Linked DNA regions of Homo sapiens: region 1 is linked to region 2. A link is an interaction called in ENCODE POLR2A ChIA-PET data of the cell type or tissue named here. Cell type or tissue: MCF 10A. All regions are shown on one strand. Links, peaks and the distances in the headings refer to the core of each region. The heading gives the core; the rest is flanking DNA.

The links. Peaks named below come from ENCODE experiments on the same cell type or tissue, not always from the same donor. Only the 100,000 strongest peaks of a DNase experiment are listed, where the experiment ranks them.
Region 1: POLR2A ChIA-PET joins it to region 2 with 7 read pairs; 2 of 35 experiments call an interaction of 5 or more read pairs at or near these places.

Annotation. Positions count from the first base shown.
Region 1 is chr1:205,931,275-205,947,585 of GRCh38, reverse strand. SLC26A9 (solute carrier family 26 member 9) reads left to right here and starts at 4,130. Exons shown (of 21, transcript NM_052934.4): 1 at 4,130-4,221; 2 at 11,748-11,890; 3 at 14,502-14,641; 4 at 14,774-14,884; 5 at 15,551-15,726. The coding sequence starts at 11,766. It overlaps SLC26A9-AS1 (SLC26A9 and RAB7B antisense RNA 1), which reads right to left and starts at 12,673. Exons shown (of 4, transcript NR_110984.1): 1 at 12,633-12,673; 2 at 11,819-11,978. In MCF 10A, for the core only: no CTCF peak of the experiment used is centred there; DNase peaks (open chromatin) are centred at 10,195, 11,075, 11,535, 13,655 and 1 weaker place.
Region 2 is chr1:205,867,970-205,884,280 of GRCh38, reverse strand. All of the region lies in intron 1 of PM20D1-AS1 (PM20D1 antisense RNA 1), which reads right to left. Among named protein-coding and RNA genes, the nearest start is that of PM20D1-AS1, 14 kb to the right of the region's middle. RefSeq lists an enhancer at 13,416-13,917. In MCF 10A, for the core only: no CTCF peak of the experiment used is centred there; no DNase peak of the experiment used is centred there.

The sequences.
Region 1 (16,311 bases), core at 6,236-14,235, 61 kb before region 2:
ATTCTAGAAGCCTCCTCTGCCTGCTCCTGCCAGGGTCTTGATCTCCCAAGGACTGGTTCTCACTGGGTCTGGCGTGCCCAGTGCCTAGCACAGTGCTGGGCACATGCTAGGAGTTCCCTGTGTTGAAAGACCAAGCACTGGCTGGCATCACCCTACTCACCTTGCCTTCCATGTCTCCTGACCAGCCTAAGATACTCACAGCTGGGGTACTTGAGCCCCTGGGCTTCCCAGGGGAGAGAAGTGAGGATTCGCTTCTCCTTGGGTACCTCTGCAGTCCCACCAGTCCTCAAGCACTCATGAAACTGGCAGCCGCGCAGGGCCAGGCCAGATCCTGCCACTGCAGGGCAGGGTGGTGAAGACTTTGCTGTCTTTAGCCTTAAGGTATTTGCTTAAGTCATTGGGCTGCTCTGCCCAAAACATGTTTCTGCCCACACCCTTGGCACCCACACAGGGCACACGTGCAAGAAGCCAGCAGGTGCAGATAAGACCAGAGGCTCAAGGATAGACAGAGGTGGCAGAATTTGTCTCCTTTTTGCAGGTCTAGCCTGAGTTTGCTCATCTGAAAAATAGCTGTTTCTTAGCAAGATCAGCTCAGAGGTGAGATGTGTCAGGAGGGAACCTTAGGAATACTTTGGGTTTATCTGCATAACTCAGTGTTACGTGTGACTGTTCAGTGTGACTGTGTGTGTGTGTGGTCGCAAGCTTTGGATCACAGGGGAACACAGGGATGGGCTTTAAGGCAGAGAATCTTGGGTGCGTTCAGAAGTCAAAGAGGACTTGGGAACAAGCTGGAAATCCCTTCTAGAAACAGTGCTTTCAGGGGCAGCCGCCATCCTACTTCTTCCTGGGAGTCCTTCCCCACCTGGGGTCTATAGCTCAGGTGTCCAGGCTACAGCTGTGACTGAGCTTCCTGCCCTCCTCTTGTTGGAAGACTTCCCGGCTCCTTCTCTGTCCGCTGGAGGGCTGATCTGGGCACCTCTCCCCTGTACTCCCATAGCACCCTATGTTCCATGCTACAATGGTTTCTTCGCCTTCCTGTCTTCCTCACCAGATTGTGAGATATTTTCATGACAGAGATTGTGTCTGATTTATTTCATTTTCCCCAGGACAGGATCCTGGCACTTGATAAGGGGTTTCCAGTGAATGAATAAATGAATGAATGAATGCAGCATCCCACCCTAGGGCTGGGGGTGAAGTAGGTTGCTTCCGAAGGATTCTCTCTCCTGCTCCAGAGAGAGGCATAGGGTTGCTGTTCATCGCTTTCATCATGAAACACAAATGATTTAGCAAAACTCTAGGCTGAGCTGCTATGGCTGTTAATGTGTCCTTGGCTCCTTTCTCTGTTTCTGAGTCTTTGTCTCCATCATTTTTCTCTGTGTTTCTATTTCTGTCACCTATCTCTCCATATCTTTGTGTTCCCTCCACCAACCCTAAATTTGTCCACACTTTAATTCTACCCAAGATACCCCTAAGATGCCTTTTCAGCCATCGGGGCACTCCCCCTTCTGTCTTCTGTTTCCCTAGCCTCTGATCTGGTTTCCTCCTTCCTGGGCCTCCCACCAATGACCAGCCCCAGATTCTGAGGCCCCTGTCCATCTTCCTTGGTGACTTCAGAGGAATCTCTGGGTTCGTCTATCCCTACTGCCCCTATAATGCAAGGGCTACCTGCCCAGAATTTTGCTGAGACAGTAGAAAAGTTTTGAGGAGGACAAACAACAAGTTTCCAATTCCAGCATGTATCCTGGAGGCCCCAGACGTCTTCATCCAGGTTACATTAGGAGTTATACCAGCAAGGGAGCCTAATGGTATCTAAAAGGTATGGTCTTTTGTAGGATCTCATCCTTAGCTTCGCAGGCTCAAAGGTTAAGATGATATCGTAGACTAAGCAGAGGATTTGAAGCCATTTTAGCCAAGTTAGATTCCTGCCTCTTCCATTCAGATCTTTGTGATCTTGGATAAGTGATTTCACTTCAGTCAACTCAGTTTTCTCATCAAAAAATGACAGTAACATGCCTATATGTTTGGTATAAGAATTAAACCAAATCACCTGTGGGAAAACCAAGTGTTACTGTGGAAACTAGGTCAGACTCAGGGGATACTAACTCACATTAATAAAACTCACACTGGACCAATGGGTAGCCCAGAATGTCCATGGGTCATTTAAAAGAGAAGCATGCCTGCAAAAGCAGCCCTAGTCGCTCCAACCAGCTGGGCAGTGCATTCTCTGCCCTAAAGGACATACAACCAGAAGATTCCCTGGTGGACATGGTGTCTCAGCAAGGGGACTTAGTTGTTTGATCTTGATAGCCACTGTCACCTGGCTATCGGAAGAACATAATGACTCATCTGCTTTCTAGGAATTTCCTGGGCAAAGTTTAGAACAGGTCAGGCTACCCATGACACTGGACAATACTGAAGATGCATGGACAAATTCTCGCCCTCTGGCTTTGCTTTGTTTAAAGACTCTATCATACAATTGTTCATTCATTCCTCAAATCTATATTGAGCTCCTCCTAAGTGCCGGGCACTGGGCTAGGTGGGTAGGGATACAAAAGAGGCACTGCCCCCTTGCCCTCCTCAGGGAGTTCACGGTGTTTGCAGAAAGACTGACAATTCCATACATAATTACCATTAATTGTGGTCAGTGTTATGAGAGTGAAGCAGAGGAAGCCAGAGGAACGAATGTGCAACATGTCAGCTAAGTCCACATAGGGGTCTGGGGAAGGGCTCCCCGAGGCAGTGTCCATGCACACATCCTTCCCTCAGCCAGGTGTCAGGGCACACTTGGGTCACTTGAATTCTGGCTCTCTTCAGCCAGTTGTCTGGCTACACCCTGACAACTCTGAGTGACCTCGGGTGTTTCCCTAGTCCCCACAAGCAATGCATCTACAAACTATCCCTTGGGTTGGGCTTGCAGACAATTCACTCTTTCATTCATTTAACAAATATTTATTGAGTCCCTATTAAGTACTGAAGCTAGCTCATTTCACCATGGGGAACTTTCGCCCCAACTTCCAGAGGTGCCTTACTGAAGCCCCCTGCACTGATTCCAGCCCACTTCAGAGCCTCTGGTTTCTTTTGGAGAGATGGGAGGACAGTTGAGGACGAGGACAGTGCAGCACTTGATGTCTCAAAGAATGGGCACCTGGTGTCGGGTAGTGACTCTCCCTCCCAGGAAGTAAATTAAGAAACTCCCCTACCCACCCTCCCAGCCCCTGTCCACAATTGCTTTCTGAGGTCCTTCCGTAGCACTCAATGGGCCTGGGATGGGCAGCTCTGCTGGCAGCAGCCGGAGCAGTGCCATGACCCAGGGAGACATTAATTCCTAGAAGCGGCAGAGGGCTGTGACTGGAGATTTGCTAGCCTTCAGGTCGCCTCTCATATAATTGTTCTAAGTCCAGTTTCTTGAGCTCTTTTATCAGATTCTAAACCCCTGTGTTCTCTTTGCACACTACCTGAGGGGCCAGGAATAATTTCCCCCATTGCACTGATGGATAGACCAAGGCACAGAGCTCACAAGCAACTTAACATTGGGGACAGAACTGGGAACCAGGTCTCCACCACAAACCAAAACCGCCTAAAGGCTCCCAGGGCCTCCCAGACATGGTTCTTCCCCTTCCTCAGGGGTGTTCAGAGGACTACTGTCTTCCCACCCCCTAGATCTCCAATCTTCAAAGCAAGCATCCCCAAGAGCACACCCCTCAGGTGGCCTCAATAGCTCCCATTGTCCAAGAGGCTCTTTGGCCTGACCCCCAGCCCCATAAGCAGCAGGACAGCAAGCTCAGAGGAGCTTGTCCTGCCTTGTCCCCCTCCTCTGCCTCGTCCCCCTCCTCCAGGGCCGCCTTGGGGGAGCCGGTGGGGCAGGAGCCCCGCTGAATGTGACCTATTGTCTTCGGGGTGGATTTAGGAAGTGCCAAGCTCCCATCACACAGCCCTGCTCCCCAGGTAAAACAAAAAAAGGGCTGTTCATTTGGGACCTTTTCCCCCTTATCTCCTTTTCCTATCTCCTCAGGCTTAGCTATGGTGTAGTGTTCAAAACCACTTCCCCTCTGAGCCAATCAGAAGCCGGGGCTCACCCCGTGGCCCTGAGGAAAAGTTATTTATAAACGCCTCCCTGGATTATTTGAGCAGAGCCCTTTCACACACCTCAGGAACACCTTTCGGCTGCCCGCTCCCCAGACACACCTGCAGCCCTGCCCAGCCGGCTTTGCTCACCCACTGGTAAGCCCCACCCAGCCCAGCCCACCCCACTGGGCTGGGGTCATCCCTGCAAGAGGGCAGTCACCAGGGGTACCGAGAGGAGGGATGACAGGAACCAACTGCCAAGCTGAGCACAAGTAGGAAGGACACTCTGGCCCCTGGAGTCTGAGAGCAGCCTCCCAGCCCTTCCCCTCTGAGGAGCCCTTTGGGTCTTCACGTCTATGTAAGGACCTGGGCTGCAAGGCTGGGCTTGACTGAGGGAGCAAGTAGGGTGAGGGTGTGGTGGTCGCCAGACCCCGAAACAGAGCGAGGCAAAGGCCTCCGAGGGAAAGGAAAATGTTAGACCTTCCTCCGCGACAGCCTTTGAAGCTGTGGGCTGCTCCTCTCCCTTTCTTTTCAAGTCTTGGAGGGAAAAGCTCTTAATGCTTGACTCACCAGCCTACTCTGCATGGCTGTCTCCCCCTCCTTCTACCGCCCAGACATCCTCCTTCACTCATGTACTTCTCCACCAGCTCGGGGAACTTAGCATGGACTACACAGAATCCCATGTGTCCCCATTAGTCCTGAGAAGTTGGAAGAGGTGGAGGGGGAGGAAACTGAGGAGTGGGAGAGGGTGAGCAAGGGACCAGCTCCATCAGGCAGGCGGGTGGGCGGTAGCTGGACCTGGGACGCCCGACTCAATGGTGAATGCTTCAACACAGAAGGGCTTGGGCCAGGACAGTGGATGGGCAGCCAGCTCTCCAGGCTCTCAGCCTCCAAACCCCTCATCCTGCAGCTCCAAGGGGTTCCAAGCCACTCTCAGGCAGTGCCCCCATTCCTCAAAACCAGCCCAGAGGGTCCCCAGCTGAGACCTAACAAAGCTTCTATTATTCCAGCATCAACTGCCCCCTTACACTTGGCCCCACGGGTCTGAGGACCAGAAGACCCTGGAGTGACGCAGCCCCCCAAGTGGGCAGACTGAGAGAGGGCTTTCCCCCTGAGTGGCTTCACTCATGCAGATGACCCTTTCTCAGAACCCCACAGTCCTCCCCCACCTCCCTCATCCTGGCCCTGGCATCCAGAACCTGGCAAGACCCTGCTTGGGCAGCATGGAGACCAGCATGGCCAAGAGCACCTCCACTGCCAGGAAGGCCTTCCCAGGCACTTCCCAGAGCTAGCCACCTGCTCTCTGAGTCTCATTTGTATAAACCCTGGGGCAGAGACGGACTCCTCTTTATCTTTTAATGCCCAGAGTCTTCCGGAGATTGGCATATACCCAGTATTCAAGAGTGCCTCTTAAACCGTACTAAACAGCCAGACTGACCCCCGTGAACTTGCTGGGGGAATCGAGGACCAGCTCAACACTGACCAAGCTTTGGGGGCTGTGGGGTCACTACTTGGAAGATGGAAGGGGCAGAGCCACCCCTTCAAGGGGAGTTGATCTTCACTGGATGCCTCTCTGGGCTTTCGCCTGGATTTCTGGGACCAGAGCAGCTGGGCCCTTCACTGGTCTCCTTGCCCAGGCCCTGCTTCCAAGTGAAAGCAACCCCAGTCTCCTTAAAGACTTCTAGGAATTTAACCTCAAGTGCCCATTCCAGGGAGCCCATGACCTTGTCAGTCTTGCTGTTAGGAAGTGATTCTCAAAGTCTAGCCTTGGTCCCTCTTTCTGGAGCCTATTTCCTCAGCCCAGCACCCATTCCCAGCAGGGAAAGTGCAGAGGAGGGAGAGTTCGCCTGGAGATAAGGAGTGGGGATTTGGGGGGTGGTATCAGTGAATCTCTCTCCTACACGGGATGCAGTCTCTAAGACACCTTAGGGACATCTCATCCTCCCCTACACTGAGGAGGAAATTAGGCTGGGGTGAGGAGTAGGGAGAGATTTGCCCTGGAAACACAGGGACAGTAGAAGGAAAAGGAGTGTTTAAAAATGCCTTGGGGGGCTGGGCGCAGTGGCTCAGCCTGTAATCTCAGCACTTTGGGAGGCCAAGGAGGGCAGATCACTTGAGGTCAGGAGTTCGAGACCAGGCTGGCCAACATGGCGAAACCCCGTCTCTACTAAAAATATAAAAAATATTAGCTGGGTGTCATGGCGCGCACCAGTAATCCCAGCTCCTAGGGAGGCTGAGGCAGGAGAATTGCTTGAACCCAGGAAGTGCACCCTGTGGTGAGCCAAGATCGTGCCACTGCACTCCAGCCTGGGTGACAGAGGGAGACTCCACCTCAAAAAACAAAAACAAAAAAACAAAACAAACAAACAAAAAAGCCTTAGGGGTGCAGAGGCCTCTACATCCTTCCTCCTCCTGCCATGGATGTGGTCTCCCACTGAGACCCCAGCCAGCTTGTCTGTCCCAGCTCACATTCACACCTGGGTCACTCAGAGGCTGCTCTTACCCTGTGGCCCCCACCCTGGATGAGGCAGGGAGGCAACCAGCAGCTAGAGCAAAGGGGAAACCTCAAGGTGACCTTTCCTCTTCCCAGAACACAGCAACCGGCTGGCTAGGAACCAGTGATAAGGATGCCAGGGTGGGTTGGCCCAGCCGGGGCTGTTCCCGTACCTGGCACACATGCGTCAAAAACCCCCTCCCTCACATGCACACCCCCGACAGGACTGAGGGAGGAAGTCAGCCTGGCCCACAGTGACAGGATCACCTCCAGATCCAACCAAAACCCACAAATGGACCCCTCACAGTCCTGCTCTGCAGATGTTCTACCCTCTTCTGACAAGATTTTCTGCTGTTCCTCTCATCAAGTCCTGGGAAAATTTGGAGGGGTTAAGGCATGGGGCAGCAGGTATAGGGGCAGATGGAAAAAGGCAAGCCAAAAAAAGGCAGAGTGCCCACTAGAGATGGCAGAGCAAGAAAGAGGCTCCTCTGGAGTCATAGCAGTAATGATGATAGTTGGAGTTTATTGCATGCTTCCCATGGCCAGGTGCCGTTCCGAGCCTTTCAGTGCATCCACTCGGGCACTGTCTCTGCCTGAGCCCATCTCTGCCCAAGCCCATCTCTGCCTACAATATTTGGATGGTGTTGACAGAGACCTGGTTAGAAATGTGACTGGGAGAAGGTACCAGGGGCGTGCTTTGGCATGAGCTCATTGGAGGAGAAATCCTGGAGAATCTCAAGAGGGAATCTGCTCCAGCCTGTGCCCTCCCTGCAGGGTCTATTTTCTCTTTGCTTCCCCTCTCCCAGCTACTCCGGCTCGCACGACCCCTGCATCCCCTCTGCTCCAGATTTGACCCACTCTCCTGCCAGTGCATGGGAGTGGCCCATGCACCCACATCTCCTGCCCTCTGCTCTCCTGGCTCACCCCCTACTCCCCTTAAACCCTACAGACCCCCTCTAAGTCCCTCCAGCTCTTTAGGACCTGCCCCCCTTCCCTGCACAGTGGAGGAGGGGCAGGGTCACCCTTTTGTTTCTCAGTATTATCACATGGCACCTGCTATTTATCCCTGGCCCGGTAGGGGGATGGAAGGCAGTGGAGGGGTGGTGGGGGCAGGGCTTGTAGATACACGCCTCTGGCAATAGGGCACTTGACTTTTTTTTCCAGCGATGCTGACATCACTTATCATGGCTGTTTGTTTGTTTAACTGGGGATCAGATTGTTATGTTCCCTATACCTGGCTCTCTTTCTTGCTCCCTCTTCCACTTTCCTGCCCCTAATGTAGCATCTGGCATCGTGAGACACCCTCTCTGAGGATTCCCTGGGACTCCCATCCCTGCTAGTTCTCTGAGACTCCTCCTCCCCACCATGCCACCCACCCTTTTCCACCACTCCCATCCCCCTTCCCTCCACCTCTTGCCCTCACCTGAAGGGCTGGCTGGGGATGAAGTACCCTTGTCTTCTACGTCCCACCCCACCTCAACCCCTATTCTTGGAATTAGGAAGTATGTTGAGGGCGCCTTCTCAGCAGGAGCTGGGGCAGTTCCTGTGGCTGCAGATTTGCAACTCTGGCCATCATATTCTTGGGAAACCAAGGCCAGGAGGGAACCAGAGCCCTCAAGAGGAGTAACAGAACCCAGAGGTCCTGTCCCATCAGCTGGGGTGGCAAGGTCACCAGGGTGGTCAGAAAGGGGCATTCTGAGTGCCACTCAGGGGAAAACATTGTCCTGAGATCAGCTTTGTCCCTGGAAGGTCTGAAGCCCCTTCGAATAGGAACACTGGAGTTAAATCAAGTGCAGTTTCTTTATCTGCAAAATGAGACAATTGGACAAATGTGGTCCTCAAGTTCTCTTCTACACAAAACTTTCTGACTCTGACTGGCTGCTGGGTTCTCCTCTTTATGCAAACTCAGGATTGTGAAAGCTCCCAGAGCCTTCTCCCCTTCAGCATCCTATTCCTGGGATGGGCAGATGGCATGGGAAAGAGACAGATTTGGTATTCCAGTAAAGCAAGGGAGGCTTTTCCTCTGTTAGCCTGTGTCAGAGGGGACTCCCTAGTATCTGGTGCTCCATCTGTCAGTGAGTCTGCCCAGAGGGGCAGAGCTGGTCCTGAGTCACCTACCTGTTGCTCTCTGAAGGACTTCCACCACCCCTGCCGCTTTCCTCCCAAAGAAAAATGGCCAAAGCCAACACTAGTGTACAGGCTGGAGGGGTGCACATGGAGATCCTGGGAGAAAGAGAAATCCTTCAGGGTTTCAAGGTGGTCAGGAAAGGCTTCATAGGCAAGAAGGAGAAGGGAAAAGAGTGGGAGAGGAAGGAGAGGGTTGGAGGAGGAACTTCAACAGGTCTTAAGGATGGGCAGATCTAGAAAGGCAGAAATGAGTCAGGGCACCTCAGGTAAGGAGGAAAGTGGGAACAGAGACTCAGGCTTGTTTGGTGGGTGCAGAACAGACCAGCCCAGATGGTGTGGAGGGACCCAGCCAACAGATTTCCTGAATCCACCAATACAAGGCCAGAGGATAAAAAAACAAAAATGCCAAAATAAGGAGTTTGGGCCTCATCCTCCTGGAAATGAGGGAGATAGAGGTTTCGGAGCAGGGAGTTTAGGCTGGGTTGGAGGGGCATGGCTGGAGACCAGCAGATCAATTTTTGCAATAGTCCAAACATGAGATAAGACTTGAAGAGGGAGGCAATGGGACAGGGTGGGTGGAGGTATGGAGGCAATGGACAGGACAGAAGGACATGAAGGAAGGAAGGAAGGAAGCGAGGGAGGAAGGAAGGAAGGAAATAGCAATAGGATTTGATGAACAACTGAATATGGAGGCTGAGGGGTAGGGAGAGGACAGGAACAAGGATGGGGGTGGGCTGGGTGGCAGGAAGAAAGGTACCACTGAGGAAGTGGGGAAATCCTGGGGACGGGGGCTGGGATAGTAGGGTTCAGCGGAATCAGATGCTAATAACTCCCTTCCCCGCAAACACACTACCGGAACTTAGACCCTTTGAAAGCAGCCTAGGAACATACTTCAGGGATCGCTGCCTGCTGGTTGGTGTGGAAGCAAGATCACCCATCACCTCCTCTTCCAAAGGGCTCTTCTTTTCTGACTCAGCCCCCCTTGAAATTTTTGGCTATTTTTTTTTTTGCAAGTGGTCTGTTTAGTGGCCTGGGCTAGACTCCCCAAACCATGAGTCTTTTTCTGAAGCAAGGTCTGCAGCTCTGGGTTCCTATGTGGGGAGGTCATGCTCCCCACTCATTGAGCCCCCGCAGGCAAACCACCTGGACAGCCAGACCCATGCAGACTCTGGAGCAGGTGGAGAGGAAGAGTGAGACCACCCCGCCTCACGGGCGGTGAAGGGCCGGCAGCCTCTGAATAGTCTCTGCTAGGAGGTAGAAAGCACCCTCCCATCTTAATCATAGTAATCATCGCCACTACCATTTACTGGGTGCCTATAAAAGGCCAGCCTCTTCATACACATGATCTCACTGAATCCTCATAGCATCTGCCTGCGACTGTTATTATCCCCATTTACAGATGAAGAAACTGAATCTTTGAACCCAGGTCATCTGGCTCTCAAACTTGTGCTGTTTTCCCTAAGCCACCCGGTCTCTCATTTCTCCCACTGAAATGTCTCACATGCCATTGCCCTTACTCATTTCTGCCCATGTCTCCTCCAAAACACCATTTATCAATTCGCTCAACAAGTATGTGTTGAGTACACACTAAGGGCCAGGCGAGGGGCTGGGCACAGGCGCTGGGGGTAGGTTCATTCTCCCACCTTCGCTTCTGCTGGGTATCACCTGTGGGGTCTTGCCGGGCATCCCACCCTCACCTGTAGTTCAAGTGGACCTTGGGATCCCAAGACCAAATGAATGGAATGCACCAGCCCAGCCTTCACCAACTTGAGCACAATCTTATTCATAATAGAAACTCACATTTGCATCACACTTTACATTTTACACAACCCCTTCTTATCCATTAACTCATTTGATCTTCACAACAACCCTGTGAGATATGTCTGTTACTCCCACTTTAGTGATACAGAATCTGAGGTTTGAAAAGTAATGCTGACCATTCTGCCTCATTAATAAAAGCAGGATTAACCCAGGCTCCTGGACCCTTCCACAAAAGGCATTAAGCAACCTGCTCCCCTCTGACAACCTCCCCTGTCACCCAGGCTCTCCTCTGGGAAGTTGGGGGCATCTCTAGCCCCCAAGTAGTTACTCATTTTCAACCCCATCTCAAATCTTTTGCCAAACTGGCCACAGCCACCCCACACTCCCCACCTCCCAGATACAAATCCTCACTCTAAGCCTTCCCCATCTCTTTCTTCTCTGTCCTTCTTTCTCTGTGGTCCTCTGAGCAACTTCTCCCAGCTCTGGGAGGTAGAGGGGTGGTGGGAGACCCAGTAATTGGAAGAGGGAGGGGGAAAGGTTCCTACAGGGAACTCCTCCGGGCCTCAGGGGCCCTGGCACTCAGCTCTGCCCATCTCAGCTCCTGGAACGTCAGCCAGGTTGCGCAAAAAGTGAGGAGGAGAGGAGCGGCAGTACACAAGGGTGGGGGAAAGATTAGGCACAGGAAGCCGTGGGAGAGAGAGCCGGCAGGTGGACCATCCTGGTTTCCCCACACACACCATTGTCCCCCTGGGAAACCTGTTGGTGAAGTTCTAGATGTCTTATCCAAGAAGGGTCCTCTTGAGGTCATCTCAGCTATCCCCCTGCCTCTAGGCAAGCTGTTTTCTGTTTCTTCCAAGCTGACTGGCTGAATGGTAGGAGCCTTTCTGCCAGGGAAACTGAGGTCTGGGAAGGGAGTATGGCTTGTGGGGACACCAGGGGTCAGGGGAGGGGAGGGTCCACCTGCTGAATCAAGTGGGGCCTCCTGCCCTCGTGATTCCCCTTTGCCTGGTGCTCAGTGGGGGTGATGGTGACGCCACAGGTGTGGAGTGCCAGCCACGTGCTGAGCGCCAAGCAAAACAGCCAGGGTGAGTCTATGCATCATCAGTGCCTGGGAAGGAAGGCCACTGCGAGCAGGGAGTCTGACGGAAAAACTTGACAGAGGGAAGGGAGGCACCTTGCTTTATCGGGGCGGGGAAGGCCAGAATAAAACTCTGCTACTGCAAGGACCAGAGAGAGAAGGCCTGGGCTGGCACTAGGGAGGGATGTTCCCTCACCCTCCCCTCCTCTGCTTCTCCCAAAGCTTGTAAATGCCCCAGATATGAGCCAGCCCAGGCCCCGCTACGTGGTAGACAGAGCCGCATACTCCCTTACCCTCTTCGACGATGAGTTTGAGAAGAAGGACCGGACATACCCAGTGGGAGAGAAACTTCGCAATGCCTTCAGGTAACTGGTCCAGAGCCCAGACTTCTGCCTCCTCTGCTCCCTACCAAAATCCTTTCTGCACCAGGACACGGCTTCTGCACTGGTATCCCTAAGATGGGGTTAAGGGAAGCCCTGGGGAAGTGAGGTTCTGAATGATGAATTTAAGATCCTACAACCTCATCTGTACTGAGACCCCCAGGGAGGATGGGGAGCAGGAGCAAGAACCATCCAGAAGGGTTATATGGCATTCCCAAACCCCTGCATGGCATCTCCCATATTCTCAATTCACCCGGGTCTCTCTGGGTTTGTTAAGGCATGGTAGATGAGCATCTACGTTATGGAGGGGTGGGGAGCATCAGAGCCCTTACTCCATGCCCTGTTCCCTCCTTACAAAAAATACCTGAAGTTACCATCACCCCAGGTTCTTTGTCCTTTCCCTCCCGGATGTTCCTTCCTCCACTTGGTCCAGAGAATGCCAAAAGGAGGCCCTAAATTTCTGAACTTTCCTGAGGGGACCTACCAGGGTGTAGTCCTACCAGCGCCCAGGGTCTTTCCACTCTCATCTCCCTGGAAATGCGATGGTGGGTATGAAACCTTGTCCCTAAGTAGGCGCTACACAAGGTGATCCATACCCACACCCCAGGAGGCTGGGGCTGCGGGTGTCACCCTCCCCATTCCCAGACTCCTGGCAGACCTCCTCTGGCCCAGCTATAGGCCAACTCACTCTCCCTCACTCCCTTGGGGAAACGGCTGATTCAGTTACCTGGATTGAGGTCACTGGCAATGGCTGAAGTGGAGACGCAGGTGGAACTGGTTCAGGCCGGGGGAATCACCCACTTGAGTTTGTACTAAAAGCCCCAGCCCAGCCCTGTTTCTCTTGGGAGGCTCCATTTCTGCCCAGTTACAGTCTGTCCTCACAGCTGTGCTCCTCAGACAGGTGGTCTCTGCCAGTCTTTGTGCCCAAGACTTTAGGGCACAAAGTCTGAGGATGAGAAGATCTGCTATTGTCCTAAAAGATTAGGATAATGAAAGCTGTAAAGGGATATAGCAAACTAACAATTCCTATGATACTGGCATGAGAGCCTTGAACAGTGCCTGGCATAGAGAAGGTGCACCAATAAATATTTGTTTCATGAATGAATGAATGAATGAATGTCTAGAAAGCTAATCCCTCTCAGCCTCTGTTTCCAGTTCTTCTTTCAAGCTTCAGATTGCTTTGCCCAACATACAGCAGACTTGCAAGTAAGGTTGGGCATGGACTAGCCCTCAAATGAGTTGTTTTTCTTTCCCTAGCCAGCTCTCTATTCATAAGTCCGGCTTTCTCTGCCACAAACAGACCTGATGGAGCCCCTGCAGGGCTGGTTCTCTCTTCAAGCAAGGCTTTAGAGTTGCATTAAGCAATTTATCCCCCGTCCACCTCCCCTTCCAGCATCCCAGGGATGGCAGAGGCACCCATGAGCCCCAGAAAGGACAGGGGGTAAGATATTGATGATGATGCTTTTTCTTGGAGTGTTAGTTGGAAGAGAAAATCTGCCCAGACTTTCCAAGGTACAAAGCATTGTCTTTGTTGGTTTCAGTCTTGGGTGACATCCAGGGGACCGAGTGTCAGGGAAACTATTGTTGAGCAAGAGCAAAGAGCAGGAATTGGTGCTGGGCAGGAAAGGAAGCCTCATCAGAGCAGGCCAGTGAGTCACCAAATGGGCCCTAAGTATTTGAGTTCCCTCAACTGGGAGAAGGAAAGCAAATGCCCCTCACCCACTTCCAGTCATCAATCCACCGGCTGTCACCCTTGAGTTTGTAAGCCCTTGTTCCTACCGCTCCTGAGTTTCTATGAAAGGACCTTGAGGTGTTCAACAAACAGGGAAGGGATCAACTCTCCCCACCCTGCGTTGACCAATGAATTCTTCCCTCCTCTGCTGCCCAGTGAATTAACAGGAGAAAGAACTCCGGTATTGGAGTTACCACACATAAAGGATAGTGAGTCAGCAGAGTGCACCCTGCAGGAACAATAGAGCCTTCCTTTTCAAGGAAGTTCTAAGAAAAATGGCAGCAGGCAGGCCCCACTCGGGTGTATTCACTCATTCATTTATTCAACAAATATTTACTAAGTGCCCCTGTGCAAGGCTCGAGGTGTACAAAGATGAACAGGAGAGCTAGACTTCTTGCCATGCGTGGTGGGGTTTGCTGCCTAGTGGGAGAGACAGACAAAAAGCAAGGAATGCACACACAGGATGCACACACAGCGGCAGGAGCCAAGGTGCAGTTACCCAGGCCTGGGATCAGACAGACAGGACTCAGAGGAGACTTTCCCAGAGAAAAGCCATCTGAGCCAAGGGATGGATCTGATACCTCCGAAGGCTGAGCCACCATAACACTCATACCTTTAAGCCAAGTCTTATAAACTCCCCAGGTAAGCAGCTGGCAGTCAGAAGACCTCCAGCTAATGCCCAGGACAAGTTGATGAGCTCTCAAGAAAAAGTTCCTGCCTTTTCTTCTCAATATCCCTGGCACACAGTTCAGTGAATTTTGAATGAACCAATGAATGAAATGAGCAGGATATGATAATCCCTCTCCAACACGGAATGTCCAAGCCATGCAGAGCCGACTGGAAATTTTCCCCGTTCCCTTCCAGATGTTCCTCAGCCAAGATCAAAGCTGTGGTGTTTGGGCTGCTGCCTGTGCTCTCCTGGCTCCCCAAGTACAAGATTAAAGACTACATCATTCCTGACCTGCTCGGTGGACTCAGCGGGGGATCCATCCAGGTCCCACAAGGTGAAGGGGCTCCTTCAGCCAGGCCTGGATTGCCACTCCCCTCACCATTCCTCTCCTCATCCCCACTCCATCCCTCTGTGATCCCCATAAGCTAGTCATGCTGCTGAGCTTCAGTCTCGTTGTCCTCTGCAGGCATGGCATTTGCTCTGCTGGCCAACCTTCCTGCAGTCAATGGCCTCTACTCCTCCTTCTTCCCCCTCCTGACCTACTTCTTCCTGGGGGGTGTTCACCAGATGGTGCCAGGTAAGGCCTCTCCCCTCTGGGCAGGCAGGATGACCCAGACCCCAAGGATGGGAGGTGTGGCAAAGGGGCCTCGGGAGATTTTCCATCTGCATTCTCCTGGAGTTGTTCCTGGTCAGTCCTAGGGGAATGGTCACTGTGAATGTCATTTCCAGGTCCTCGGTGACCTTGGAGAAACCACTGAGCCTCTTTGAGTTCAGTTAGCATTACCTGTTCCATCTTCCTCCTAGGAATGAGAGGAAGACTTAGCAGAACAAGATATACCATATGCTATAACATGCTTAAACAGATGTGAGAAATCACCATCTAACTCCCTGGTTGGTCCCAGCCGGCCACTACAGGGACATTTGGACTTCTCTGGTGCTAAGTGAGATGGAGGAAAGCCTGGTCACAAGGGCTGGTTTCTGGTTCAGGCTCTGCTTATATTTCTTATTTCTGAGTTCATTTTCTCACGTGTCCTGTATGACAATATTGACCATTGGGGTAAAAGCACCTTGAAAAGCATAGATCATGGTTAGAGTGAGTGGTTGTTATTATTGTGTTGGAGAAGAGCCTTGGAGGTGCAGGGATCCATCCCCCTGGGGTCGGGAAGCATTCCTGGGCCCCTTTCTGGTTTCCATCGGTGTGGTTCAAACCTCTGATTTTTGCTGGCTGGGTGGGGCACCACAGGTACCTTTGCCGTTATCAGCATCCTGGTGGGTAACATCTGTCTGCAGCTGGCCCCAGAGTCGAAATTCCAGGTCTTCAACAATGCCACCAATGAGAGCTATGTGGACACAGCAGCCATGGAGGCTGAGAGGCTGCACGTGTCAGCTACGCTAGCCTGCCTCACCGCCATCATCCAGGTGAGGGGGCAGCCCCCAACCCTGCTAGAAGGGCATCAGACCACCCTGCCCCTCCCTCAAAGCCTTAGCTTTGATGCTAAATCTGATTTAGGGGGCTGGGTGTGGAGGCTCATGCCTGTAATCCCAGCACTTTGGGAGGCTGAGGAGGGTGGATCACTTGAGGTCAGGAGTTTGAGACCACCTTGACCAACGTGATGAAACCCCATCTCTACCAAAAATACAAAAATAATCCAGGCTTGGTAGTATGCGCCTGTAGTCCCACCTACTCAGGAGGCTGAGGCAGGAGAATCACTTGAATCCGGGAGGCAGAGGTTGCAGTGAGCCGAGATCGCGCCACTGCACTCCAGCCTGGGTGACAGAGCGAGACTCCGTCTCAAAAAAAAAAAAAAAAAAACCAAGTTAGGGCTCACCTCCTCCCTCCTCCCCATCCCAGGGCTAAAGTGAACCTTGAAAATTAACAGTATCTCCTCATCTGCATGTAGCACGACCATACAAAAAAACAACAGCTGTACCTGGTTAAACTGTCCTGAGCTTTAAACCTGTAAAAGACTCACAGCCTCTCTCCATTATCCCGTGGAGAAACCC
Region 2 (16,311 bases), core at 3,676-11,675:
TAGCTATACTTATATCAGACAAAACAGACTTCAAGTTAAAAGCTGTAAAGAGCTAAAGAAGGACATTATATAACAGCAAAGGTGTCAATTCAATGAGAGAATATAACTGTTGTAAATATATGGGCACCCAACACTGGAGCACTCACATACAAATAAAGCAAATATTATTAGATCTAAGGGAAGAGACAGGTCCTAATATAATAACAGTTGGGGACTGCAACACCCTACTCTTGTCCCTGGACAGATCATCTAGACAGAAAATCAACAAAGAAACATCAGATTTAAACTGCACCATAGACCTAGTGGACCTAAGAGATATTTACAGAACCTTTCACCCAATTGCTACAGAATACACATTATTTTCATCAGAACACAGAACATTCTCCAGGATGGACCATATATTAGGCCACAAAACAGTCTCAACAAGTTTTAAAGAATCAAAATTATATTAAGTGTCTTCTCAGACCACAGTGGAATAAAACTAGTTATCAACACCAACAGGAACTTTGGAAACTATACAAATGAATGGAAATTAAACAACATGCTCCTGAATGACCAATCGGTGAAGAAATAAATTAAGAGTAAAATTTTTAAATTCCTGGAAAAAATGAAAATACAAATACACATACCAAAACCTGTAGGATACAGCAAAAGCAGTATTAAGAAGCAAGTATATAGCAATAAATGCCTACATCAAAAAACTAAAAAGGTCTCAAACAACCTAACAATGTTCCTCAAAAAACTAAAAAAGCAGGAACAAACCATACCCAAAATTAATAGAAAGAAATAAATAATAAGGGCAAAAATAAATGAAACTGAGACTAGAAAAACAATAACAATACAAAGGATCAATGAAGCAAAAGTTGATTTTTTGAAAAGATAAACAAAACTAACAAATCATTTAATAGACTAAGAGAAAAGAGAGAGAACCCAAATAAATGAAATCAGAAACAAAAAAGAAGACATTACAATGTATACCATAGAAATACAAAAGATCATTACAGAATATTGTGAACAATCATATGCTGACAAACTGGAAAATCTGAAGGAAATGGATAAATTCCTGGAAACATACAACTTACCAAGATTGAACCAAGAAGAAACAGAAAACACAAACAGATCAGTAACAAGCAACAAAATCAAATAGTAATAAAAATCCTTCCAACAGAGAAAAGTCCAGGACCAATTGCTCCATTGCTTAATTCTACTGAACCTTTAAAGAATTATTACCAATTATTCTCAAACTATTCCAAAATATTAGATCAGAAGGAATTCTTCCTAACTCATTCTATGAGGCCAGCATAATCCTGATACCAACACCAGACAAGGACACAACAGGGCAATACCTCTAGTGAACATAAATGCAAAAATCCTCAGCAAATACTAGAAAACCAAATCTAACAGCACATCAGAAACATAATACCCCATGATTGAGTGGGATTTATACCAGGAATGCAAAGATGATTCAAAATATGCATATCAATAATTGTCACCCATCACATCAATAGAATGGAGGATAAAATACTATGATAATCTCAATAGATGCAGAAAAAGCTTTTTATAAAATTCAACATTTCTTTATTATAAAAACCCTTAATAAATTAGGTATAAAAGGAAAGTACCTCAACCTAATAAAGGCCTTATATGATAAATCCACAACTAATATCTTACTGAACTGAGAAAAGCTTAAAGATTTTCCTCTAAGAAGTATAACTGGGCAAAGATACCTACCTTCACCATTTGTAGTCAACATAGTGCTGGAAGTGCTAGTCAGAGCAGTCAGGCAAGAAAAAGAAATAAAAGGTATTGAAATTGGAAAGGAGGAAATCAAATTATTCCTGTTTGCAGATGACATAATCTTATATATAGAAAAACCTAAAGGGTTTTTTTTTTCTTAGAACCGATAAATGAATTCAGTAAAATTGCAGGATACAAACTTAATATACAAAAATCAGTAGCAGCTCTATACACAAACAGCAAACTAGCTGAAAAAGAAATCAAGAGGGCAATCCCATTTACAATAGCAAAAAATATATAAAATACCTAGGAATAAATTTAACCAAGAAGGTGAAAGACCTCCTCAAGAAAACTACAAAAAACTGATTTAAAATAAAGAAAATGAAGATGATACAAACAAATGGAAAAATATCCCATCCTCATGGAATGGAATAATTCATATAATTAAAATGACAATCCTAACCAATGCAATCTGCAGATTCAATCCAATCCCTATGAAAATACCAATGACATTTTTCAGAGAAATAGAAAAAAAAAATCCTAAAATTTGTGTGGAACCACAAAAGACTCCAAATGGCCAAAGCAACCCTGAGCAAAAAGAACAATGCTAGAGATATCACAATACCAGACCTCAACATATACTACAGAGCTATAGTAACCAAAACACATGGTATTGCATAAAAACAGACACATAGACCAATAGAACAGAGTAGAGAACCCAGAAATTAATCCACATATTTACAGCCAACTGATTTTTGACAAAGATGTCAAGAACACTCATTGGGACACCTCTTCAATAAATGATGCTGGGGGCTGGGTCCAATGGCTCACATCTATAATTCCAGCACTTTGGGAGGCTGAGGTGACCTCTCACCTCTTCCCTTGCTTGAGCCTGGGAAGTCAAGGCTGCAGTGTGCTGTGACTGCACCACTGCTCTCCAGCCTGGGCAACAGAGTGAGATTCTGTCTCAAAAAAATAAACGTGATGCTAGGAAAACTGGATACCAACATGCAGAATGAAACTAGGCTCCCACCACTCACCCTATACAAAAATTAACTGAAAATGGATCTAAGACCTAAATGTAAGACACACAACAATTAAACTACTGGAAGAAAACATAGGGGAAACACTTCAGGACATTGGTCTGGAAAAAGATTTTATGGATAATACCTTATAAGCACAGGCAACAAAAGCAAAAACAAGCAAATGGGATTACCAAACCAAAAAGCTTTTGCACAACAACAGAAACCATCAACAGAGGGAAAAAACAACTTACAGAATGGGTGAAAATATTTTCAAACTACTTATCCAACAGGAAATTTATATCCAGAATATATAAAGAACTCAAACTTCTTAACAGTCAAAAAACAATCTGATTTAAAAATGGGCAAGTGACCTGAACAGACACTTCTCAAGAGAGGACATATAAATGGCCAACAGGTATAATTTTAAAATGCTAAACATCACTAATCATCCAGGAAATGCAAATCAAAACCACAGTGAGGTATCATCTCACCCCAGTTAGGATGGCTATTATCAAAAAGACAAAAAATAACAAATGCTGACAAGGATGTGGAGAAAAGGGAATTCCTATACACTGCTGGTGGAAATATAAACTAGTACAGCCACTATGAAGAGCACTATGGAGTTTCCTCAAAAAAAAAAAACTACAAATAGATCATATGGGAACATATGATCCAGCAATCTCACTAATAGGAATTTATCCAATAGAAAGGATATAATTATATCAGAGAGACATCTGCACCCTGATGTTTATTACAGCACTATTCACAATAGCCAAGATATAAAATCAACCTGGGTGTCCAACAAGATATAATTGGATGAAGAAAATGTAGTGTGTATACACAATGGTTTACTATTCACCTATATAAAAGAATGAAATCCTGTCATTTGCAGCAACATGGATGAAACTGGCAAACATTGCATTAAGTGAAATAAGCCAGAAACAGAAAGTTAAACCCTGCATGTTCTCATTCATATATGGAAGCTAAAAAAAAGTTGATCTCATAGAAATAAAAAGTAGAACAGAGGATACTAGAGATTAGGAAGGGTAGGGGGAAGGAAGGGATAGAGAGATTTGTTAAATGATACAAAATTACAGCAAGCAAGCGTTCAATTTAGCTGACTAGATGCAGCTAGAACACACCTCTTCTTTGGAGATGAGCCAAAATAACAAGTAGATATTCATACTTCAAATAGATTATCTATGAGAGAACAATGTAATTCAAAAGAGAAGTGACAGGAAGCACCAAAAGCAAAGAAAAAGAGGGAAGCAAGACAGCCTGCTCAGCCAGGATCAGCTAGGAGCTGAGATAAGCTCCCACACACTAGAGAAAGGGTGAGAGGCCCTCAGGGCTCCACATTCCTCTGAGAACTAGAGAAATGTTCGCAGCCACCACTGCCCCTACCTGAGGATTCTGCTGGTGGCCTGGAGACCACCCAGCCCTGTCTATCACAGCTGGCCCCTGAATGCAATACTCAGGGACTTGAGGACAAGTCTACTAGCCCAATCCTGTCCCCCCAGTACTCAAGCATGCCATTCAGGGGCCTGGAGATCTTCTGGCCCAGTCTACCATCATTGGCACTTGAACACTCCTCCCAGGATCTGAAGTCAGGCCAACCCAATCTGTCAATACTACCAAAGACAGTACCTACCTGTACATGCCACCAATGGGCTATGGAACTGGCCCACTTAACCTGTCACAGCCACCACCAACACCAGCACAGACTACTTGGGTTTCAGTGAGTTGTTCCTCTACTGCTACTGCCACCACCCACATTAGCCTCTCTGCCCAGGGGCCCAAAAACCTGTCAACATGCCCAGCCCACCACTGTCTCTACTGGCATCACAGCAAGCCACCTGGAGGCCCAGTAATCAGCCTCCCTGGACCCACTAACACTAATGCTAGCATAAGCTGCCTTGGGAACCAATGACAGCATGCTCAGCCCCCTGCTGCCAAAACTGGGGCCCAAAGGCTAGCCCACCTGGCATCCTAGTCCCTAGCAAAAACTTCACCACAGCCTCCACTAATAACTGCACCCTAAGTCACTGAGGAAATCACAGATACCACTGATTGTATTTACAACTGAAAAAAACCATAGAAAGATTATACCAGTGCACTCACCCAAAATCAAAGCCAAAGTGCCCTACCCGCCGAAAACACATATACATCCTGAATAAATACTCCTCTATGAAAGCAAATACAAAAAATTGGAATAAGCAACTGTTACACTAGGTGCACAGATGTCAATGTAAAGGCACAGGAAACATGAAAAAGTAAAGGAATCTAAATGTTTTCTTGGACTGTTTGTTTTTACATAAAAAAAAGAAAAAGTAAAGGAATCTGATACTTCCAAAGGAACACAATAAATCTCCAACAGCAGATCCCATAAAAGAAATTATGAAATCCCAGATAAATAATTCAAAATACAGAGTTTAAGAGAGCTCAGAGAGATGTGAGATAATTCTGAAAAACAATACACAGAAATAAAAAAACAATTCAGGATATGAATGAGAACTTTACTGAAGAGATAGTTTTTTTTTTATTCTGGAACTGAATAATTCATTGAATTAAATACAAAATACATTTGAAAGCTTCAATAGTCTAGATCAAACAGAAAAAAGAATTTCAGAACTTGAAGACAAGTCTTTTGAACTAATCCAGGCAGATTAAAATAAAGAAAAAATTAGAAAGAATAAGCAGAGCTTTTGTAACCTTTGGTACAACATAAAGTGAACAAATATTCAAATTACCACTGTCCCTGAGAGTGAAGAGAAAACAAAGGGTTAGAAAACTTATTTAACAAAATATTAGTTGAAAACTTCCCAAATCTAGCAAGAGATCTAGATATCCAGATGGAGGAGGCCCAAAGATTCCCTAACAAATATAATGGAAAAAGATCTTCTCCATGGCATATTGTAATCAAACTGTCTAAAGTCAAAGCAAAGTATAGAATACTAAAAACAGTAAGAGAAAAGCAACTAGTCACCTATAAAGAAACCCATATCAAAACCTTGCAGGCCAGGAGAGAATGGGATAACATATTGAAAGTGCTGGGAGAAAAAACCTGCCACCCAAGGACACTACATCCAGCAAAATTCATAAATGAAGGAGAAACAGTTTTTCCCAGACAAGTAAATTCTGAGGGAACACACCACAAGACCAGCCCTACAAGAAATGTCCAAGGGAGTCCTGAACTTGGAAGTGAAAGGACATTTACCATAATAAAAACACACAAAAGTATAAAACTCACTGGTAAACCAAATACATAAATGAGGAAGAGATAGGACTTAAGTGGTACCACTACAGTAAACCACCAAACCACAATTACTATCAACAAGAGGGAAGAAAAGAACAAAGAATATACAAAACAACCAGAAAATAATTAACAATATGACAGTAATAAAACCTCCATATCAATAATAGCCTTGAATGTGAATGAATTAAATTTTCCACTTAAAAAATATAGACTGGCTGAATGGATAAAGAAACAAAATCCAACAAAATAGTGCCTACAAGAAAGAAACATCTACACTCAAAGGAATGGAAAAAGATATTCCATGCAAATGGAAACCAAAAGCAAGCAGAAGTAGCTATACTTATATCAGATAAAATTAAGTCAAAAAGAGTAAAAAGGGCTGGGTGTGGTGGCTCACGCCTGTAATCCCAGCACTTTGGGAGGCTGAGGTGGGCAGATCACTTGAGGTGAAGAGTTCAAGACAAGCCTGGCCAACATGGCAAAACCCCATCTTTACTAAAAATACAAAAAAAAAAAAAAATGTGCCGGGCATAATGGCAGGCATTTGTAATCCCAGCTACTTGGGAGGTTGAGGCACTGGTATAAAAACAGACACATAGACCAATGGAACAGAATAGACAGTCCAGAAATAAATCCACACATTCACAGCTAACTGATTTTCAATAAAAGCTTCAAGAACATACACTGGGGGAAAGATACCCTCTTCAATAAATGATGTTGGGAAAATTGGATATCTGTATCCAGAAGAATGAAACTGGACCCTTTTCTCTCCCCATACACAAAAATCACTGAAGATGGATTAAAACTGTAAACATAAGACCCGAAACTATAAAACTGCTAGGAAAAAACATAGAGAAAATATTTTAAGACATGAGTCTAGGCAAAGATTTTATGGCTAAGACCTCAAAAGCACAGAAACTATAACAAAAATAGACAAATGGGACTATATTGAACTAAAAAGCTTCTACACATCAAAGGAAACAATCAACAGAGTGAAGAGACAACTTACTGAATGGGAGAAAATATTTGCAAACTATTCATCTGACAAGGGACTAATAGCCAGAATATACAGGAATATCAAACAACTCAACAATAATAAAAAAACAAATAATCTCATTTAAAAGTGGGCAAATGACATGAATACATATTTCTCAAAAGAAGACATACAGACTGGGCATGGTGGCTCACATCTGTAATCCCAGCATTTTGGGATGCCAAGGCAGGAGGATTACTTGAGGTCAGGAGTTTGAGACCAGTCTGAGAAATATACTGAGACCCTGTCCCCACAAAAATTTAAAAAATTAGCCAGGCATGGTGGTGCGCACCTGTAGTCCCAGCTACTCAGGAGGCTGAGACAGGAGGATCACTTGAGCACAGGAGTTTGAGGTTACAGTGAGCTATGATCCTGCCACTGCACTCCAGCCTGGGTTACAGAAAGAGACTCTGTCTCAAAAAAAAATTAAATTAAATTAAATTAAAAAATAAAAAGACTACAAATGGACAGCAGGTATATGAAAAAATGCTCAACATCACTAAGCATCAGGGAAATGCAAATCAAAGCCACAATGAAATATCATCTTACCCCCATGAGAATGGCTATTAATAAAATTACAAAAAATAACAGATGCTGGTGAGGATGTGGAGAAAAGGGAAATCTTATACACTGTTAGTGGGAATGTAAATTAGTACAACCACAATGGAAAACAGTATCAGGATTTCTCACAAAACTAAAAGTAGAACTACCATATGATCGGGCAATCCCACTACTGGATATTTGTCCAAAGGAAGTCTGTATACCAAAGGAATGCCTGCACTTGCATGTTTATGACTGTGCTATTCACAATAGCAAAGATATAGAATCAATCTGTGTCATCGATAGATGAATGAATATAGAAAATGTGACATACATGTATGCGTATATATATATATATGTACACACACACACACATACACACATATACAAGTCAAATGTGATTTGGACATAAGAAAGAATGAAATTATGTCATTTGCAGCAACATGGATGGAGCTAGAGGTCATTACTTTAAATGAAAAAACTTAGACACAGAAAGACAGATACCTCATGTTCTCACTCATATATGGGAGTTTAAAAAAATTGATCTCCTGGAGACAGAGAAAAGAATGATAGATAACAAAGGCTAAGAAGAATGTGTGGGTGGGAGGGAGGATAAAGAGAGATTTGTTAACTGGTACAAACATATAGTTAGATAGAACAAAGAAGCCCCAGTATTCTCTTGCACAGTAGGGTGCCTATAGTTGGCAACAATGCATTGTACATTTCAAAGTAGCTAGAAGAGAGGATTTGAAATGTTACCAATACATAGAAATGATAAATACTCAAGGTGATAGGTACCCCAAATACCCTGACTTGATCATTACACATTCTATGCATGTAAAAAATACATGTGCAGAACAAAGACCCACCCGTAACATTTGGTGGCAACCATACAGGGATTCTCCAAAGCAGTGAGTAATATTGTACCACTTTTGCTTGCTATTCTGTCCTATCCTTCCTTAGAACTGGAGGAAAATACTGGGCACCTGTTGGCCAGTTAAAAATGATTAGCATGGCTGCTGGACTTAAGACTCAAGTGTGAGGCTTCCTGGGAAAAGGCTTTCTAACAACCCCCAACCCTTCTGGGTTGGGAGCACTGGTCTGCCTGGAACCAGCTTCTGCTTTCACAATTTCCTGGGGGAAGCCAAGGGCCGACTAGAGGCAGAAAGCTGTCATCCTGAACTCCTGGCATTGGCCAGTCGAGATCATGGCACAGCCAGAAGTCTCTACTCAACAGTTGCCCATGCATGCGCCCCTACCTCTCCTTCTGACCCATACCTCCTGGGTCCTGACCATGACTTTCTTGAAAGTGTAGCCCCAAAATTCTCCTTACCTCTGAATCTACTTCCTCCGATCCCTGCCTCCTAGGTACTAATGCTTCAGACTTTCATTTCCTCTCCAAGTATTAGAGCAAGTTATATCTCCAAAGGGATCTAAGGAAGCTCTACACTGCATCCTTAGGCATGTAGACTATGAACCCAGGGAGTCTTACCCCTGGTGTCCCTCCCAATTTAGGCATACAGCTCTAGACATGGGCAGTTACGTGGGAACTATTCCCCACTACCCTTGCCAGAGCCCCAAGTTTGTAAATGGCTAGTGTCTCACATGTCCGTGTAAAGAGACCACGAAACAGGCTTTGTGTGAGCAACAAGGCTGTTTATTTCACCTGGGTGCAGGCAGACTGAGTCCGAAAAATGAGTCAGTAAATGGTGGTGAGATTATCATTAGTTCTTACTGGTTTGGGATAGGTGTACAAAGTACCTTCTTAAGGGCAGGGGGAGAATATTACAAAGTACCTTCTTAAGGGTGGGGAAGAATATTACAAAGTACCTTCTTAAGGGTGGGGGAGAATATATATTTTCAGTTAGGGTAGGGCAGGAACAAATCACAATGGTGGAATGTCATCAGTTAAGGCTATTTTCACTTCTTTTGTGGATCTTCAGTTGCTTCAAGCCATCTGGATGTATACACGCAGTTCACAGGGGATATGATGGCTTAGCTTGTGCTCAGAGGCCTGACATTTCTGTCTTCATATATTAATAAGAAAAACAAAACAAAATAGTGGTGAAGTGTTGGGGCAGCAAAAATTTGGGGGGGTGGTATGGAGAGATAATAGGTGATGTTTCTCAGGGCTGCTTCAAGTGGGATTAGGGGCGGTGTGGGAACCTAGAGTAGGAGAGATTAAACTGAAGAAAGATTTTGGGGTAAGGAGTGATATTGTGGAGTTGTCAGAAGAAGCATTTGTTGTATAGAATTATTGGTGATGGCCTGGATGCGGTTTTGTATGAATTGAGAAACTAAACGAAAGACACAAGGTCTGAATAAGAGAAGAAGAAAAACAGGTATTAAAGGACTAAGAATTGGGAGGACCCAGGACATCCAATTAGAGAGTGCCCAAGGGTGTTCAGCATAATTATTTGTTTGGTTGGTGAGTTTTGGGCGGTTTTTTGGTGAGTTTTTATATCCTTGAGTTTTTTTATGTTGTCATATGCCAGGCCAGATTGATTTAGGTAAAAACAACATTCTTAATTTAAAAATACACAGAATCCTCCTTTTTCAGCAGTGAGTAAATTGAGGCCTCAGTGATTTTGGAGGAAAGAGAAATGCAAAGCCAGCAATTGTTTGTTAAAGAAGGATTAGAAATGGCTAGGAGAGAGTGAGTGAGATTGATAGTGTGGTGGAGATAGCTGAGGAGAGGTAGAGGGTGGCATAAGAATGGGAATGAGAATAAGAGTGAGTATAAAAGTAAAGAATAGGACTTCATCAGGGTGAAAGTGTTGGAGTGTGTCCTGTCAGCAAAGATCATCTATCCACTCCAAGAGGGAGTCAAGAGTGGAGGACTGGGGATAGATATTCATGATGGAAAGGAAATGAGAGGTTTTAAGAGAGGAGCTAACAGTGTGTAACCTACATGGAAGAGGTTATGAAATGATGACAGAATAGAATGGGCCTGTGAGGCTGGAAGGAGGTATTTTCCTTGGTCCAAGAACCATTTGCCTTGTGTGGGAAGAGATTGATAGGTGGAAACTTCAGTAGGAGAGTAAATAGGAGTGACCAATTAGAAGGAGAAAAACTGGCCATGAAGGATGGAAGTTGGAATGCTGGCTGCTTCTTTAGCTACCTTATCAGCATAAGCGTTGCCCTCAGTGATAGGATCTGATGCCTTTTGGTGGCCCTTGCAGTGTATGACTCCAGCTTCCTTTGGAAGTAAAGTGGCCTTCAGAAGAGTTTTTATTAAAGAGGCATTAATGATGGAGGACCCTTGCATAGTGAGGAAACCTCTTTCAGCCCATATAACAGCAAGGTGGTGCAGGATATGGAAGGCATATTTAGAGTCACTATAAATATTGACACAAAATTCCTTTGCAAGAGTGAGGGCTCAAGTTAAGGCAATGAGTTCAGCTTGCTGAGAGGTAATGGAGGGGGGCAGAGTGGTAGCCTCAATGATAGATGTGGAAGATACTCTAGCATAGCCTGCCTTTGCTGGTGAGTGGAGATTAGGCCTGGTGGAACTGCCATCAATAAACCAAGTGTGATCAGGGTGAGGAACATGAAAGAAGGAACTACAGGGAAATGGAGTGAATGTCAGGTGGATCAGAGAGATATAGTCACTGGGGTGGGGGCCAGCCTAAAACAGTAAGGTCAAGTTGTATGAACAGAAAGCCTACAGGGCATGGTCCTGGCTCTTGTGTAAGAATTTTGACCGCACAGCCCTGTACCTTGCCTGTGTGTAATGAAAAGGGTTGGGATGAGTTAGGGAAAGCCAGCATTGGGGCAGCTTCTGGGGCTGTTTTTAAGGAACAGAAAGAGGAGCGGCAAAAGGATTTAGGATCTATGGGGTCAGCTAGGTTTGCTTTTGTGAGTTTACATAATGGTTTAGTCAGGATGGTAAAACTAGGTATCCAAAGGCGGAAGTACCTAACCATGCCTAGGAAGGAAAAGAGTTGTTGTTTTGTAGAAGGGGTTGGGTTTGGGAGATTAGCCAGACACAATCAACAGGGAGAGCACATGTGTTTTCATGAGGAATTATGCTGAGATAGGTAACAGATGAGGGAGAAATTTGGGTTTGACTGAAGTAATGGGGGCTGTCCGCGAAGCCTTGCGGCAGTACAGCCCAGGTAAGTTGCTGAGGCTGATGGGTGTCAGGGTCAGTGCAAGTGAAAGCAAAGAGAGGCTGGGATAAAAGGTGCAATGGAACAATAAAGAAAGCATGTTTGATATCCAGAACAGAATAATGGGTTATGGAGGGGTTGTGGAAGGAGGCATTGAGGATAGGAGAGTATATGGTTTTGACACCATGGAGTGGACAGGCAAGACAATTTGGTTGATAAGGCACAGATACTGAACTAACCTATAAGGCTTGTCTGGTTTTTGGACAGGTAAAATGAGGGAATTGTAAGGAGAGTTTATTGGCTTTAAAAGGCCATGCTGTAACAGGCAAGTGCTTTAATCCATTTAAAGCATGCTGTGGGATGGGATGTTGGCATTGAGTGGGGTAAGGGTGATTAGGTTTTAATGGGATGGTAACGGGTGCATCATCCATTGCCAAGGAGGGAGTAGAGGTATCCTATACTTGTGGATTAAGGTGGGGATATACAAGGAGAGGATGTGAAGAAGGCTTTGAACTGGGACAAAAGGCAGCAATGAGTTGTGGCTATAGCCCAGCAATAGTCAGGGCAGCAGATAATTTAGTTAAAATATCTCCACCTGATAAGGGAGCTGGGCAGGTGGGGATAACTAAAAAGGAGTGCATTAAAGAATGTTGTCCAAGTTGGCACCAGAGTTGGGGAGTTTTAAGAGATTTAGAAGCCTGGCCGTCAATACCCACAACAGTTATGGAGGCAAGGGAAACATGCCCTTGAAAAGAAGGTAATATGGACTTGGTAGCCTCTGTATTGATTAAGAAGGGGATGGACTTACCCTCCACTGTAAGTTACCCAAAGCTATGAGTAACTTAGCTTTGAGTCACTATGTCACTATCTGAGGGGTCTTAGAACAGGCAATCTCCAGGCCTTGGCTCCTTGTCCAGGGCCTTAGAACTGATGACCCAGTACTTTAACAACTGGAACTGGGTCTATGACAACAGATCAGGATGAAAGCAAATGGAGTAAATAAAAGGGAGGCACATATTCCTATAGTGGCAAATGGGGGTAATGAGTGAACGTTCTTCTGCTGTGTTCCCAAAACCCATCTATAAAAAGAGAAAGAGAGAGAGAGGAAGAGACAGAGAGACAAAGAGGGAGTCAAAGAGAGGAGAGAGAGAGAGACAGAGACAAAGAGGGAGTCAGAGAGAGAAAGAGAGAGACAGAAAGTCAAAGAGAGAGAGAAAGAGATATACAAGTAAAGAAAAAACAGTGTACCCTATTGCTTTAAAAGCCAGGGTAAATTTAAAACCTATAATTGATCATTGAAGGTCTTCTCCAGGACCCTATAACACTCCAATACCAACTTGTCAGTGTAAACAAGGGTGTAGCCCGAAAACACTGAGACCACTGACAACCTGTAGTCTTCCTATCAAAAATCCTTTAACCCAGTAACCTGCGGATGGCCCAAATGCATTCAATCAGTAGCCGCTACTGCTTTGCTAACAGAAGAAAGCAGAAAAATGCTTTTAGAGGAAACCTCACTGTGAGCACACCTCACCAGTTCAGAACTATCCTAAGTAAAAAAAGCAGAAAGGTAGCTTACTAACTCAAAAATCTTAAAGTATAGGGCTATTCTGTTAGAAAAAGATGACTTAACATTAACCACTGAAAATTTCCTTAACCCAGCGGGTTTCCTAACGGGGGATTTAAATCTTAATTACCATACAAAGGTCCGACCAGACCTAGGAGGAACTCCCTTCAGGACAAGAGGATAGATGGTTCCTCCCGGGTGATTGAAAAAAAAACACACACGCACAGTGGGTATTCAGTAATTGATAGGGAAACTCTTGTAGAAGCAGAGTTAGGAAAATTGCCTAATAATTGGTCTGCTCAAACATGTGAGCTGTTTGAACTCAGCCAAGCCTTAAAGTACTTACAGAATCAAAAAACTCTATCTCAATCTTGACTCAAAAGGTTACCTACACCCGCTCTGAAACAAATTTGCATAAGAACTGTTGTTTATGGGAATGCCTCTTGATGGGGCAGCTGGGTTGTTAGGAAATAGGAACCCAGCCCAGCTCTAGAACTCACCCCTGAGCATAAAGGCAATGTTGGGCACACTGGTAAAGGGCCACTAGAATCCAGCAGCCCAGACCTCTTTCTTTGTGGTCAAGAAAGGCAGGAAAACAGGTGTAGGGCTGCTACATCAGTGAGCATAACTAATCTGATAAGCAGAGGTCCACGGGTGGTTATGCACCCTGGAAAGGAATAAGCATTAGGGCCTTAGAGGATGCTCTCAGACAAATGCTCATTGGAAAATGACTAGGGGTGCTGGCATCCCTATGTTCTTTTTTCAGGTGGGAAATGTTCCCCACACGGCAAAAATGCACCTAAGATGTATTCTGGAGAATTTGGCCCAGTCAGAGTGTATGTACCTTTTTCCCTCTCAGACTTGAAGCAAATTAAAATAGACCTAGGTAAATTCTCAGATAACCCTGATGGCTATATTGATGTTTCACAAGGATTAAGACAACCCTTTGATCTGACATGGAGAGATATATATATAATGTTACTGCTAGATCAGACACTAACCCCAAATGAGAGAATTGCCACCATAACTGCAACTCCAGAGTTTGGCAATCTCTGGTATCTCAGTCAGGTCAATAATAGGATGACAACAGAAGAAAGAGAACAATTCCCTACAGGCCAGCAGGCAGTTCCCAGTGTAGACCCTCATTGGGACGCAGAATCAGAACATGGAGATTGGTGCTGCAGACATTTGCTAACTTGTCTGCTAGAAGGACTAAGGAAAACTAGGAAGAAGACTATAAATTATTCAGTGATGTCCACTATAACACTGGGAAAGGAAGAAAATCCTACCGCCTTTCTGGAGAGACTCAGGAAGGTATTGAGGAATCATACCCTCTGTCACCTGACTCTATTGAAGGCCAGCTAATCTTAAAAGATAAGTTTATCACTCAGTCAGTTGCAGACATTAGAAAAAACTTCAAAAGTCCACTTTAGGCCTGGAGCAAAACTTAAAAACCCTAATGAACTTGGCAAACTCGGTTTTTTATAATAGAGATCAGGAGGAGCAGGTGGAATGGGACAAATGGGACAAAAAAAAAAGGCCATGGCTTTAGTCAGGGCCCTCAGGCAAGCAGACTTTGGAGGCTCTGAAAAAGGGAAAGTCTGGGCAAATTGAATGCCTAATAGGGCTTGCTTCCAGTGCGGTCTACAAGGACACTTTTAAATAGATTGTCTGAATAGAAATAAGCCACCCCTTTGTCCATGCCCCTTATGTCAAGGGAATCACTGGAAGACCCACTGCCCCAAGGGACCAAGGTCCTCTGAGTCAGAAGCCACTCACCAGATGATCCAGCAGCAGGACTGAGGGTGCCCAGGGCAAGCACCAGCCCATGCTATCACCATCACAGAGCCCTGGGTATGCTTGACCATTGAGGGCCAGGGGGTTAACTGTCTCTTGGACACTGGTGCAGCCTTCTCAGTCTTACTCTTCTGTCCCAGACAACTGTCCTCCAGATCTGTCACTATCTGAGGGGTCCTAGAACAGGCAGTCACTAAATACTTCTCCCAGACACTAAGTCGTGACTGGGGAACTTTACTTTTTTCTTATGCCTTTCTAATTTTGCCTGAAAGCCCCACTCCTTTGTTAGGGAGAGATATCCTAGCAAAAGCAGTGGCCATTATACATTAGAATTAAGAGAAGGAAAAGGGGTAAATATATACATAGAGTCTAAGTATGCTTACCTAGTCCTCCATGCCCATGCAGCAATATGGAGACAAAGGGAATTCCTAACTTCCAAGGGAACACCTATCAAACATCAGGAAGTCATTAGGAGATTAGTATTGGCTGTACAGAAACCTAAAGAGGTGGCAGTCTTACACTGCCGGGGTCATCAGAAAGGAAAGGAAAGGGAAACAGAAGGGAACTGCCAAGCGGATATTGAAGCCAAAAGAGCCACAAGGTGGGATCCTCCATTAGAAATGCTTATAGAAGGACCCCTAGTATAGGGTAATCCCCTCCAGGAAACCAAGCCCCAGTACTCAGCAGAAGAAATAGAATGGGGAAACTCACGAAAACATAGTTTCCTCCCCTCAGGATGGCTAGCCACCGAAGAAGGAAAAATACTTTTGCCTGCAGCTAACCAATGGAAATTACTTAAAATGCTTCATGAGACCTTTCACTTAGGCATTGATAGCACCCATCAGATGGCCAAATCATTATTTACTGGACCAGGCCTTTTCAAAACTATCAAGCAGATAGTCAGGGTCTGTGAAGTGTTCCCTGCCTTATCACCAAGCTCCTTCAGGAGAACAAATAGCAGGCCATTACCCAAGAGAAGACTGGCAACTAGATTTTACCCACATGCCCAAATCTCAGGGATTTCAGTATCTACTAGTCTGGGTAGACACCTTCACTGGTTGGGTGGACGCTTTTCCTTGTAGAACAGAAAAGACTCAAGAGGTAATGAAGGCACTAGTTCATGAAATAATTCCCAGATTCAGACTTCCCCGAGGCTTACAGAGTGACAATGGCCCTGCTTTCAAGGCTACAGTAACCCAGGGAGTATCCCAGGTGTTAGGCATACAATATCACTTACACTATGACTG